Linked DNA regions of Homo sapiens: regions 1 and 3 are each linked to region 2. A link is an interaction called in ENCODE POLR2A ChIA-PET data of the cell type or tissue named here. Cell type or tissue: MCF 10A. All regions are shown on one strand.

Evidence for each region. Peaks named below come from ENCODE experiments on the same cell type or tissue, not always from the same donor. Only the 100,000 strongest peaks of a DNase experiment are listed, where the experiment ranks them.
Region 1: POLR2A ChIA-PET joins it to region 2 with 6 read pairs; 4 of 35 experiments call an interaction of 5 or more read pairs at or near these places.
Region 3: POLR2A ChIA-PET joins it to region 2 with 5 read pairs; 9 of 35 experiments call an interaction of 5 or more read pairs at or near these places.

Annotation. Positions count from the first base shown.
Region 1 is chr11:64,833,422-64,837,421 of GRCh38, forward strand. CDC42BPG (CDC42 binding protein kinase gamma) reads right to left here. Exons shown (of 37, transcript NM_017525.3): 10 at 3,501-3,598; 11 at 3,318-3,398; 12 at 3,006-3,109; 13 at 2,696-2,875; 14 at 2,341-2,430; 15 at 2,079-2,200; 16 at 1,926-1,998; 17 at 1,626-1,732; 18 at 1,428-1,542; 19 at 1,008-1,156; 20 at 845-933; 21 at 504-556; 22 at 317-415; 23 at 179-238. Among named protein-coding and RNA genes, the nearest start is that of CDC42BPG, 9.2 kb to the right of the region's middle. In MCF 10A, no CTCF peak of the experiment used is centred here; a DNase peak (open chromatin) is centred at 2,010.
Region 2 is chr11:65,094,176-65,098,175 of GRCh38, forward strand. VPS51 (VPS51 subunit of GARP complex) reads left to right here and starts at 2,039. Exons shown (of 10, transcript NM_013265.4): 1 at 2,039-2,303; 2 at 2,823-2,952. The coding sequence starts at 2,076. RefSeq lists an enhancer at 1,844-2,638 and a silencer at 2,078-2,347. In MCF 10A, no CTCF peak of the experiment used is centred here; DNase peaks (open chromatin) are centred at 1,986 and 2,536.
Region 3 is chr11:64,854,541-64,858,540 of GRCh38, forward strand. EHD1 (EH domain containing 1) reads right to left here. Exons shown (of 5, transcript NM_006795.4): 4 at 782-946; 5 at 1-317. Among named protein-coding and RNA genes, the nearest start is that of CDC42BPG, 12 kb to the left of the region's middle. RefSeq lists enhancers at 1-789, 37-1,236, 478-537. In MCF 10A, no CTCF peak of the experiment used is centred here; DNase peaks (open chromatin) are centred at 611, 1,951 and 2,251.

The DNA.
Region 1 (4,000 bases), 260 kb before region 2:
CAGGCAACAGTGACCTCCGAGTCCCAGCCAATCTATGGCGGCAGGCAAGCTCATCGCCACCACCTCCACCCCAATTGTGCCTGCTAGCCACGATGCACGTGGAGTGTCCCCACAGTGCCCATTCAGCCTGGCAGAACTGCTTGGTGCCCCCACCCTGCTTGCCCCTCTGGGCACTGACCTTAGCAGGAAGACCTTCTGTAGAGGCTGTGTTGGCAGTGGGTGCTCTGGGGAACACAGCCTGCAGGAGGGCGGGGGAGCAGGTGAGACGGGCAAGGGCGGGGCCCAGGCCCCCTACGATGGACCCACCTGTCCTCACCCCCATGCGCAGGCTGCGTCGGCCCTCCGGCCTCAGATCTGGCTCTCCTCCATGCCTTGTGGCCTCTCCTGAGATGCCAGGGTCCTTGGCAGAATCCTTCTGGGGGTGGGAGAGAGAGGAGCAAAGTCAAGGTCCCTGTGCCTCTCCCAGAACTTCTCCCCAACAAGCCCCTTGGCCTGGTCCTTACCTCTGAGCTCCGGAAGGACAGGAAGGGAATCAGGGAGTTTGAGGGCTTGGTGTCTGCAAAGAAAGGGTGGGTCACTGGCCTGGGGTCCCTGGCCTGAGGAACTAGGGTCCAGGAGGGGCCTCAGTTCCCACCTCAGTAAAATGGGAAATGACCACAGGGTGGGGCAGGGCTGGGCACAGCAGGCACTCCAGAAGTGCTGGTCACAGATGATGGAGTAAGCGGCAGAGTCCAGGAACAGACTCCTGTCTCCACCACCCTGCCAGGCCATCGTGGAGCCCCCTTGGCAAGTGGGAGGCCGCGGGGGAGCCTGGCTCCGGGGCAAGCAGTTGGCAGCCACTCACCCACTGGCCCTCGGGCCCGCAGCTCCTCCCGCAGCATGGCGAGCTCCTGTTGCAGGGCCTGGCTCTGCTTCTCGGCCTCCTGCAGACGGCTGGGGAGAATGGCAAGGGCTCGCCACTGGCCTCTGTGCGGGCCCTGGCCCCCAGTGCCTGCCCCTAGCCTCACCGCTCAGCCTGCAGCTGGGCCTCCTGCACCTGTGTCAGCCGCTCCTGCAGGCCCTGCTTGGCGCGGATCTCGGCCTCCAGCGCTGACTGCAGCTCCAGCCTGGCCGAGGCCTCCATCTTCTGCAGTCGCCGCGCCTTCCACTGGTGGTCCTGGTGGCCACGGAGCACCCGTATAAGATGCTTTCTAGGCCTGGCTGCCTCAGGGACCCCCTGCTACCAGAGCATCCTGCTACCCATGCCACCCAGCCAGGCTCAAAGCTCCAGCTCAGCCAATGACCCACTGTGAGCTCAGGGAAATCACTATCTCTCATGAGCTTGGTGTCCCCACCTCCAGTAGTGACCTTCAGTAGCAGGGATGCTGAGCTCACGGAAGGTCAGTGACTTGCCCAAGCCAGCCCCCAGGGGCATCTCTGGGGCTCACCAGTGGCCGGGCAGGGAGCGTCTGGGTGCCTACGTTCCTCAAGGACTCCAGCTCCTCTGCCATCTTGGTGGCCAGGGCCTGCAGGTAGCCTCTTGAGACCTTCTCATCATTCACCCTGAATGGGAAGGGGCTCAGGGTCATGGGCTGGGCCCTCAGTCTCGCCTGCGTTCCCCACCCCGACCCACCCCTGGCACCCACCAGCTGAGGATGTCGGCGAGCTGGGCCTCCCAGTTGCTCTCCGTCTCCCGCCGCTCACCCTCCAGCCGCTGCTTGCTCTCCTGCTCCTGGGCCAGCTCTGCTTCTAGCTGGGGCCGGCCAGAGGAAAGGTCAGCCCCAGGCCCCAGCAGTCCTGGGACTGCCGTCTCCCTGTAGGTACCCCAGCACCCCGAGCCCCGTCCATGTCCACCCTGCTCACTGGCTGCAGCTTGCCCACCCCTCAACTGGCTCCCCATTGCCTTGTCCGTCTGTTGTACCCTCCGTCTGTTGTACCCTGCTCACCCGCTCCTGCTCCCGGCTCAGCCTCCGGTTTTCCTCCTGCAGCTGGCACAGAGCCTCCTCCTTACCACTCGGCCTGGGGAGGAGAAGGCCAAGGCCGTGACTCACCGCCCAGGCCAGGCCCGGCCCCTCCCTGCCACCAGCTGCCTGGCTCACCTGTGGCTGTGGGCCTGCTCCAGCTGCTCTCGCAGGGCGGCCACCTCCTTCCTCAGTTGGGCCTCCTGAGGCCCACCCTCAGGGGGTCCCATCCCGTTGGTCTCAGAGGCTGTGTGGATGGTCTTGGGGACATGGAGGGGGTCAGGGCAGAGACCCAAGATGCCATGGCCCACCCACCTGGGACACAGGCCTGGCCCTGAGGCTCTGAGTGGGGTCAGGCTGGTGGGGAAGCACCTCTTGCCAAGGGGGAGGACTTGACTACCTTGGCCTGGGACGACTCCTCAAGGCGTTGCTCCCACTGTCCCTGCAGCTGCGTCACCTGCCGGCTCAGGGAGGACACCTGGGCCTCCAGCTGTGAGGGGTGCAGAGGCAGGCCACTGCCAACTCTGCCCTCGGCAGCCCCTCTGCCCACCTTACCATGGACTCCAGACCTGCCAGCCACAGTGGACATGAGGAGGCATGGACTCCCAGACTGCCCCGTCCCAGCCACCATCCCCTGGCCTAGCCTCTGCCAGCTACAACCGGGAGGCAGCATCTCCCACCAAGCTCCCCATGCTCCCTCCAGGCACACTGGGGGCAGGGCCCAGGTGCTGTCCCTACCCACCCTGGTCACTCACCTCCCTCTGGGCAGCCCGGGCTTCCTCCAGCTGGGAGCTCAGGGCCCGGGTCTGGCTAGCTGTGGCCGCCTCTCTCTCCTGGGCCTCCTGTAGCCTCTGAAGCAGCTCCTCCTGCTGCCCCTGGGCCCTGCAGAGCTCCTGCTCCTGAGCCTGCAGCCCTGCCCGACCCTCGGCCAGCTCCTGAGGAGGCAGGGGAGGGAGCGGGGAAGGACAAGGCCCAGAGTCAGGCACGAACCGTCCATGGAGCCCAGGGCCACTCACCCACCTCACCCACCTCACCCAGCCCTCACCCACCTCACCCAGCCCTCACCCGGTGAAGTCGGTCAAGCTCCTGCCGTAGGTCACTGTCCTGACCTGGGCTACCAGCTGGGGGCCCATCCGTCTGGGACAATGAGGCCTTGTCCCTCAGCATCTCTGCCAGGAAGAGTCACTGAGACCTCGAGTGCTGGCGGCCCCAGCCTCTCAGCCCAGGAGCAAGTCTCCTTGGCCTGTTTCCCACACGCGGGCTCAGAGAGTATAAAATGCTCTCCCAGGATCATACAGCTTGTCCAGGGCAGGGCAGGACCCGAGCCCAGGTGGGACTCAGCCCTGGGGGGGGGGGGGGGGTGGGCGGAAGGGATACCTGGCAGCCTGTCCCGCAGAGTCTGCACTTCCTTCCGTAGCTGCTCCAGCTCCCGATGGTCTGTGGGGGCGTGCAGGGCCTCTGGAGGGGAGGTGGTACCCACAGGTGAGTCCACTCCTCCATTCCCGCAGCAGCAGCCCCTAGGGCCAGCACACCCAGGCCCGGCCCAGCCGCTCCCAGTACCTTGGTGCTTCCTGCTCAGCTCCACCTTCTCCTGCTCCAGACACTGGAGCTTCCGCTCCAGGGCAGCCCAAGCCTCAGAGCTGCTCTCAGGACTGTGACTGTAGGGGGACAGGGGCCATGTTTGTTGGTAGAAACCTCACCCCACAGAGTCTCCTCCATCCTCCTGGACCGAATCACTCATTAATTGTGAAACAGCCAAAACAGACCCTGCCCTCGGGAGACCCCAGACTGGTGCCACGGGTGGCAGCCCGGGGTAGCAGCTGCAGGGCACAGGCTCCGGGTCCAGGCCCAGGTTTAAACCCTCATCCTGGCCCTTACAAGCTGTATCACCTCGAACCCAATGTATTTTACCCTCAGTTTCCCCAGGGGAAGATGGTGGTGACAAGGCCTCTCCCCAGGGCTGTCGAGGACAGGATGTGGTGACAGTGGCCCGGCTGGTCTAGAGGAGTGGGGATCTGACCCATTTCCTTCCACCTCAGAGCACACCGCACCAGGACCTC
Region 2 (4,000 bases):
AGGCTGGTCTCGAACTCCTGACCTCGGGTAATCTGCCTGCTTTGGCCTCCCAAAGTGCTGGGATTACAGGCATGAGCCACCGTGCCTAGCCTCAACTAAGCAGCCATAGATCATATGTTAAAAAATGGGCGTGACTGTGTTCCAATAAGAGTTACGGAAAATGGGATATGAATTGCATATGATTTTCAGGTGTCATGAAATGTTATTTTTTTCCCAACCATTTACAAATGAGAAAACCATTCTAGCTCACAGACCATATGAAAACAGGTGGTGAGCTGTGTTTGGCCTGCAGGATCCCTGGCAAAGAACAAGTAAACCAGTGAGTTTTTCCATTCCAACCTTCCTCCAACAGCCCTTCATAAGTAATGTTTCAAGGGCCACTTTGATGAAGAAAGTCTTTTTCTCTTTTTCCTCCATTCCAACTCTGTGTCCTAATCTGAACTCCAGATCGTTCCCTGTCTTCATGAGCTCTTCACCTTTGTGCACAGCTGCACTTTTGTCCAAGTCAGAACCCTGGGAGAGCAGCTCAGGAGGCTGAGGTGGGAGGGGAGGTCAAGGTTGGAGTGAGCCAAAGATAGCACCACTGCACTCCAGCCTGGATGAAGAGCAAAACCCAGTCTCAAAAAAAAAGGAAAAGAGAACCCTGAGAGTTATCCTCCACATTTCCACCTAACCCTTCACTCAGCACATTCCATCAGTCACTTAAGCTCTGCTGAGTCTGTCCTTTTTTTTTCAATAATAGGGGGCGGGTCTCACTACGTTGTCCAGGCCAGTATTGACCTCCTGGGCTCAATCAATTCTCCCACCTCTGCCTTCCAAAGTGCTGGGATTACAGGCGTGAGCCACTGTGCCCGGCCTTAGGGGTTCTTAAATGTGAGTGTGTATCAGAACTACTTGGGAACTTTCTAAAAAGAAGCTAGATCTGAGAGAATCCCAGAGTCTTTTTTTTTTTTTCTTGCTTTGTTGCCCAGGCTGGAGTGCAGTGGCACCATCGCAGCTCAAGCAGTTCCCCCACCTCAGCCTCCCGAGTAGCTGGGACCACAGGCGTGCGCCATCATCCTGGCTAATTTTTGTTTTGTTTTTTTTGAGACAGAGTCTCGCTCTGTCATCCAGGCTGGAGTGCAGTGGCGAGATCTAGGCTCACTGCAACCTCTGCCTACCGGGTTCAAGCGATTCTTCTGCCTCAGTCTCCGAGTAGCTGGGACTACAGGCGCGCGCTACCACACCCGGCTAATTTTTGTATTTTTAGTAGAGACGGGTGTTTCACCATATTGGCCAGGCTGGTCTCCAACTCCTGACCTTGTGATCCGCGCCCCCACCCCCCCGGCCTCCCTAAGTGCTGGGATTACAGGCGTGTGCCACCGCGCCTGGCCTGTATTTTTTTTTTATAGAGACGGAGTTTCGCCATTTTGCCCAGGCTGGTCTCGAACTCCTGGGCTCAAGCGATCCACCCGCCTCGACCTCCCCAGTGCTGGGATTACGGGAGTGCCCGGCGCAGCTCAGCGCAGAGACTTACAATGCGCCACAGATAGTCCTGAAGGCAATTCTGATGCACGTCAGAGGACCAGGCCCTAAGAAGAACTGCGCTAGAGGCGTGGTACAGAATAGTGTACATGCATTTAATCCTCGTAGCCCCCCTGTGAAGTATGTACCCCAATTTTAGGAATGGGATAAACTGAGCCACTGCCAGTGGCAGGATCCCAGGAACACTCTACTCTGGCCTCACGTCCCGCATCCGTCCATTGCATCTGGGCACATATTCCGTGGGCCCCTTGCCTGCGAGAGTGCAGGTTGGGGAGCCACTACCCGTCCCCCTTCTGGGACAGCAGCAACCCCAGGCAGTTCCACAAAATGCTTCCACCCAGGAAACTGGGGGAATTCAGGGCTCTCCCGGAACCTTTGCACCCGGGGAAGACAGGTGCGGGGGAACTCTAGTCTCGAAGGACCTAGGGCTGCAGGGGGACGTTTCACCTGAAGGACTGCCTCGTTTCAACAACAACTTTATGGCTCCCGGAAGTGCCTCCTCCCCGTCCCCTTCCTTTCCAGCCTCACGCCCGTGGGCTGCAGTTGGAACGATGGCGGCGGCAGCTGCCGCCGGGCCTAGCCCGGGGTCTGGACCTGGGGACTCCCCAGAAGGGCCCGAGGGGGAGGCTCCGGAGCGTCGGCGGAAGGCGCACGGGATGCTGAAGCTTTACTACGGCCTCTCGGAAGGGGAGGCGGCGGGACGCCCCGCGGGGCCCGACCCCCTGGACCCGACTGATCTGAACGGGGCGCACTTCGACCCGGAAGTTTACCTAGACAAGGTGTGTGCGCACGGGGAGTGGGGGGGTGCGGGGAGGGGGGAAGGGAACCAGGCCCCTGCTATATTGCTCCCCCAGATCATGCCTCCGACTTTTTGTGAGGTTCAGGAGAGCAGGTGTTCATAAGAGGACGAACCTCGGCCAGGGAGTACGAGCAGCTGAGGCGTCTGAGGGGATGTGAGTAGGACTGGACTGGCCTGAGGTGATGCGGCATCTGAGGTCTTCTGGGCTGATGTGATAGGCCCGGAATTGGGGGCGTGGCCCAAGCGTTGACAGGCGCGGGGCTGGGCTTAGGCCGAGCCCCAGGATTTCAAATGCTGACAAACACCAAACACGGTTGAACCTAGTAACCCCTGAGCTAGGCCACTTAGGGCCCCCTGCCTGGGATTCCTGACAGCCGGCGGGGGTTTGCGGGGTGGGTGGGGATCAGAGATTTCTTGCCCTGAAAGCCTATCAGCTGCAGGCAAGGCTGGGGGACATGAATGCCTCCTGACCCGAACACTAACCACCCAACTTCTTCAGCTGCGTAGAGAGTGCCCTCTGGCCCAGTTGATGGACAGTGAGACGGACATGGTGCGGCAGATCCGGGCTCTAGACAGCGACATGCAGACCCTGGTCTATGAGAACTACAACAAGTTCATCTCAGCCACAGGTGATCCCCACGGGGACACACCCTCCAAAGTCTCACAGCCCCCATTCTCCCACCTGTGTTGGGAAAACCAGCAAGGGATTTAGAGGGGGGAGACTCAGATTCCAGTCTTGTCCTGACATTATTCCATTCTCACCTCCTTTCCTTTGAGCCTTCGTTGTCAGACTACTATAGAGATAATAGCTACTCTCAGAGGGTTGTCTTAAGTACCAAAGGAGAGAAAAGACAAAAGGAGATTAGTTGTTTATTTTTTAGAGACAATGTCTTGTTCTGTCTCCCAGGCTGGAGGGCAGTAGCATGATCATGGCTCACTGCAGCCTCGACATCCCAGGCTCATGTGATCCTTCTGGATCCTACCAAAGCACTGGGATTACGGGTGTGAGTCCCTGGCCCAGCCCAAAATGAAATTTTAAAATGAAATGTATTTATCTGAAGCACTTAAAAGGCCAGGCATGGTGGCTCATGCCTGTAATCCCAGCACTTTGGGAGGCTGAAGTGGGAGGATCACTTGAGCCTAAGAGTTTAAGATTGACCTGGGAAATATAGTGGGACTCCATCTCTACAAAAAAATAAAAAATAAAAATTAGCTGGACAAGATGGCGTATGCCTGTAGTCCCAGCTACTCAGGAGACTGAGGAGGGAGGATCACATGAGCCTGGGAGGTCGAGGCTGCAGTGAGCTGTGCTTGTACCACTTCACTTCAACTTGGGCAACAGAGCAAGACCCTGTCTCAAAAAAAAGAAAGTATCTATCTGAAGAAGCATCCCAGACACTAGGCTGGGCACAGTGGCTCATGCCTGTAATCCCAGCACTTTGGGAGGCCGAGGCAGGTGGATCACCTGAGGTCAGGAGTTCGAGACCAGCCTGGCCAATATGGTGAAACCCCATCTCTACTAAAAATAAAAAAATTAGCTGGGTGTGGTGGCAGGCACCTGTAATCCCAGCTACTCAGGAGGCTGAGTGGGAGAATCACTTGAACCTGGGAGGTGGAGGCTGCGGTGAGCCAAGATCACGTCACTGCACTCCAGCCTAGGCAGCAGAGCAAGACTCT
Region 3 (4,000 bases), 240 kb before region 2:
TTGGCGCCCGTGATCTTGCCGTTGACAGGGGACAGCGTGTAGAAGATCTCGTCGTAGGTGGGCTTGTCCTTGCCCACCACCCACTCCACGTCGTCGATGCCCTCGCCGGCCCCCTCGCCGTAGCCGTGCCCGAACGGCCCGTTCATGGTGCCGTCAAAGGCGCCGCCCTTGACCACCTGGGAAGGCATCAGGGACTCCTCCTGCCGCACCATCACCATCAGCCGCGCGATGTCGTTGGCCAGCATGTCATCCACCGTGTCCAGCAGCTTGGGCTTCAGCGCCTGGAACTTGCTGAAGTCCTGGGTCTGCAGGAGTTCCTGTGGGCGGGGGAGGAAGGACAAGGGCTGGGAAGGGAGGCCCCTCCCAGACTCCAGGCCAAGTGGTTCCAGTCAGGGCTTCACAAGCATAAAGTGCTGCTCCCCCACACTAGCAGGGGCGACTCGGCAAAACCATCTGGCCCTTGGCTCTCTAACCTGTACACAGGAGGCACCTCCAGCTCTTTCCTTGCAGGGCTGCGGCAAGGATTCATGGACAGGGCACCAGAGCGCCTGGCATGGCCCTGCCCTCCCCCCACCACGCAGGGTGAGTCACCACATTCCCCTCTGCAGTGTCACCGCCTGGGTCAACTCTGAGTTGGGTGGGGTGCTGGTGATTAACCCAGCTGCTTCCGTTCAGGGAGGCCCTTCCCCATGGAGATGGGATTCCCTCCAAATCCAGTGCCCTGGGCCTTCCTTCTGCCCTGATGGCCACCAGCCTGCATGGGGCCTCGGGACAGCCGTACCTGCATCTTGCGGAGGCTCGGGAAGTCCCCAGGGGAGATCTGGTGCTCGCGCTCAATCTTCTGGTAGATCTCTCCGAGGTTGTTCACCAGCTCTTTCTTTTTGCTCTCTTTACCAAAGACATTGGGCATCTCTTTCTTGAGGGAGCTGATGATGTAGGCGTGAACCTGTGAGGACGGGGTGAGCATCAGGCGCTCTCTTGGCCCAGGCTGCCCCCGAGAGCAGAGCCTCCAAGGACACTCCAAGGATACTCCAAGGTGCTCGCTCAGGAACAGGGAAGCAGGAGGGATGGGTCAAGCTCAAGGCCGCTACCACCACCGGCTCCCACAGTCCTAGGAGCAGACACAATCTGGCAAGAGCCACAGCTGTCCACTGCCACAGGACAGAGGACAGGACAGGAAAACGCACTTGAAACAGAAGACAACAGCCTTGGCCTTGCACGGATCATTGTGATGATTCAGGAAGAGTAAAACCCAGTCTGTCAACCCAAAGAAGGCAATTTGTCGTGTACCACTGGGCACATCACACACCCTCTGTTCAACCCTCACCACGCATCACACACCCTCCGCTCAACCCTCACCACGCATCACACACCCTCCGCTCAACCCTCACCACGCATCACACACCCTCCGCTCAACCCTCACCACGCATCACACACCCTCCGCTCAACCCTCACCACGCATCACACACCCTCCGCTCAACCCTCACCACACACCCTCCGTTCAACCCTCACCACAGCCCTGCGGGGTGGGATTCTCCCAACCCGGCCCTAAGCAAGGCTGGGAAAGGCTGCCTGGGGTGCTTGGCTCCCACATGGAGGAGCTGGGATTGGAACCCCGGGCTGCTGAAGGTGCCCCACAGCCCATGTTCTTCTGTTTCTCTGCAAGCCCCCTTCCCCCGAGCTGCCCCCTCCCACGCAGCAGAGCAGGGAGCAGGCTTCCTGCAGGGCCCACCAGCCTGCACGTCCAAATCCCTGCTGAGTGCCGATGGAGCCCACAGAACTCCAATGGGCCCGTGCCACGCTCCACTCCATCATCACAGCTCGGATGACGAAGGATTTGAAAAATCCCAAAAAGGCTTCTCCTGGTGGTTGCCAGCTTTATCCAAGCATCAATACCTTGCTTAGGCATGTGCCTGTTCAGGGCGGCACCCCCTTCATTTCCCTGCAGCAAGCTGGGAACCTGGCAGCCCTCGAGAGTAGCCCAGCCCTCAGATCCCTCGGCCTTGCCAAGTCGTGTCCAGCCACAGAGGGCTGCGGCCAGCCAGCCTTGCTGCCCTTCTCCCCGGCTCCAGCCCATCCACCACCCCGCTCAGCCTGAGCCTGTGCCCTGGGTGGGGGCCTGGCTGAGAACTGCCTGAGGGAGGCAGCCCCGTGCCATGTGGGTCTGGATCTAGAGTCTCCCCAGGGACACTGTGGCAGGCAGATCCCAGGCCGGTGGGAGTCATCACAGAGAGCACCACTCACTCCAGGAAAAGGAAGTGGCAGGTGTGAGGCAACACTGGAGGCCACAGGGTTTTCCAGGCGCGGTGACTCAGTGTGCCTGGGGCCTGGCAGTCACACATGGTCTCACAGACGACCAGGCAGGGGCTCATGCCTGCCCCTTGTCCTGTCTGTCCTCAAAGGTGGCTGAGCAAGGGAGCTCTCTCTGCCCTGCAAGGAGAGAAACTCAGCTAGGGCCACACCCACACCCCTCAGCTCAGGACGTCCTTTGTCCTTTGAGGCCAGGGTCAGTCACCTGGGTTTTTGTATGGGTTCCTCTCTCAAAGCTGGCTCCACTCACAGGGAGGCTCCAGAAGGGAGAGATCTAGAAAAACATCCAGCCAGCCGGGCGCGGTGGCTCACGCCTGTAATCCCAGCATTTTGGGAGGCCGAGGCAGGCGGATCACCTAAAGTCAGGAGTTCGAGACCAGCCTGATCAACATGGTGAAACCCCGTCTCTACTAAAATATAAAAATTAGCTGGGTGTGGTGACGGGCGCCTGCAATCCCAGCTACTCAGGAGGCTGAGGCAGGAGAATGGCTTGAGCCTGGGAAGCGGAGGTTGCAGTGAGCCGAGATTGCGCCACTGCACTCCAGCCTAGGTAACAGAGTGAAACTCCATCTCCAAAAAAATCAAAAAATAAAATAATAAAATTAAAAATAAGAAAAACACGCAGCCCTCTGTCCTCCAGAGCCGGCATCTGACCCACGCCCGTGCACACAGCTCACGGAGGTTCAGGCCAGAATGAGAATTCCTCATCTACAGGGTGAGGTGGGGCCCAGGGTACTTGGGGCACAATGGGAGGACAGTGGTGGCAAAGGATGAAGGGTCAGTTCTCACTGCTCAGACCAGGTAGCACCCACATGCCCTCTGACTGGCCTCCAGACAGAGTGGGTACGAGGGCCACTGTGCTCAACGCCTGCAGTCTCCATGCCTCTGAGCAGGCAGGGACATGGGCTCCCCAGGAAGTGCCCATCCTCAGTCCTCAGTTATATTCTGGAGATCAGGGGACTGTGACCCTGGCCACAGGCACATCTGTCACTGAAGCCTTCATGCCCACATGATGTCTACCCTGGTACCCCCTGCATGCCATGAGGTGGGGGCAAGCACCCTGCTCTGTTGAAGAACTGGGGACGTATCACCAAAGGGCCTGGCTTGGCAGGCAGGACAGTTCCCCAGCCACGCTCCGGCCTGGCTGGCCTGGAGATAGGAGCTACGGCAAGGGCCTTTTTTTTTTTTTTTTTTTTTAAATTAAATAGAGACAGGGTCTCACTAGGTTGCTCAGGCTGGTCTCTAACTCCTGGCCTTAAGGGATCCTCCTGCTTTGGCCTCCCAAAGTGCTGGGATTACAGGCGTGAGCCACCATGCCTGGCCAGAGCCTATTTCTTTTCTTTTTTTTTGAGACAGAGTCTTGCTCTGCCACCTGGGATGGAGTGCAGTGGTGTGATCTCAGCTCACTGCAACCTCTCCCTCCTGGGTTCAAGTGATTCTCCTGTCTCAGCCTCCCAAGTAGCTGGGATTACAGGCACGCACCACCACGCCCGGCTAATTTTTGTATTTTTTTTAGTAGAGATGGGGTTTTGCCATGTTGGCCAGGCTGGTCTCGAACTCCTGACCTCAGGTGATGCGCCCACCCACCTTGGCCTCCCAAAGTGCTGGAATTACAGGATGAGCCACCATGCCTGGCTGGAGCCTATTTCTGAAACAACCGAGCCCTGTGCTAAGAGCCTGAAAGAATAGC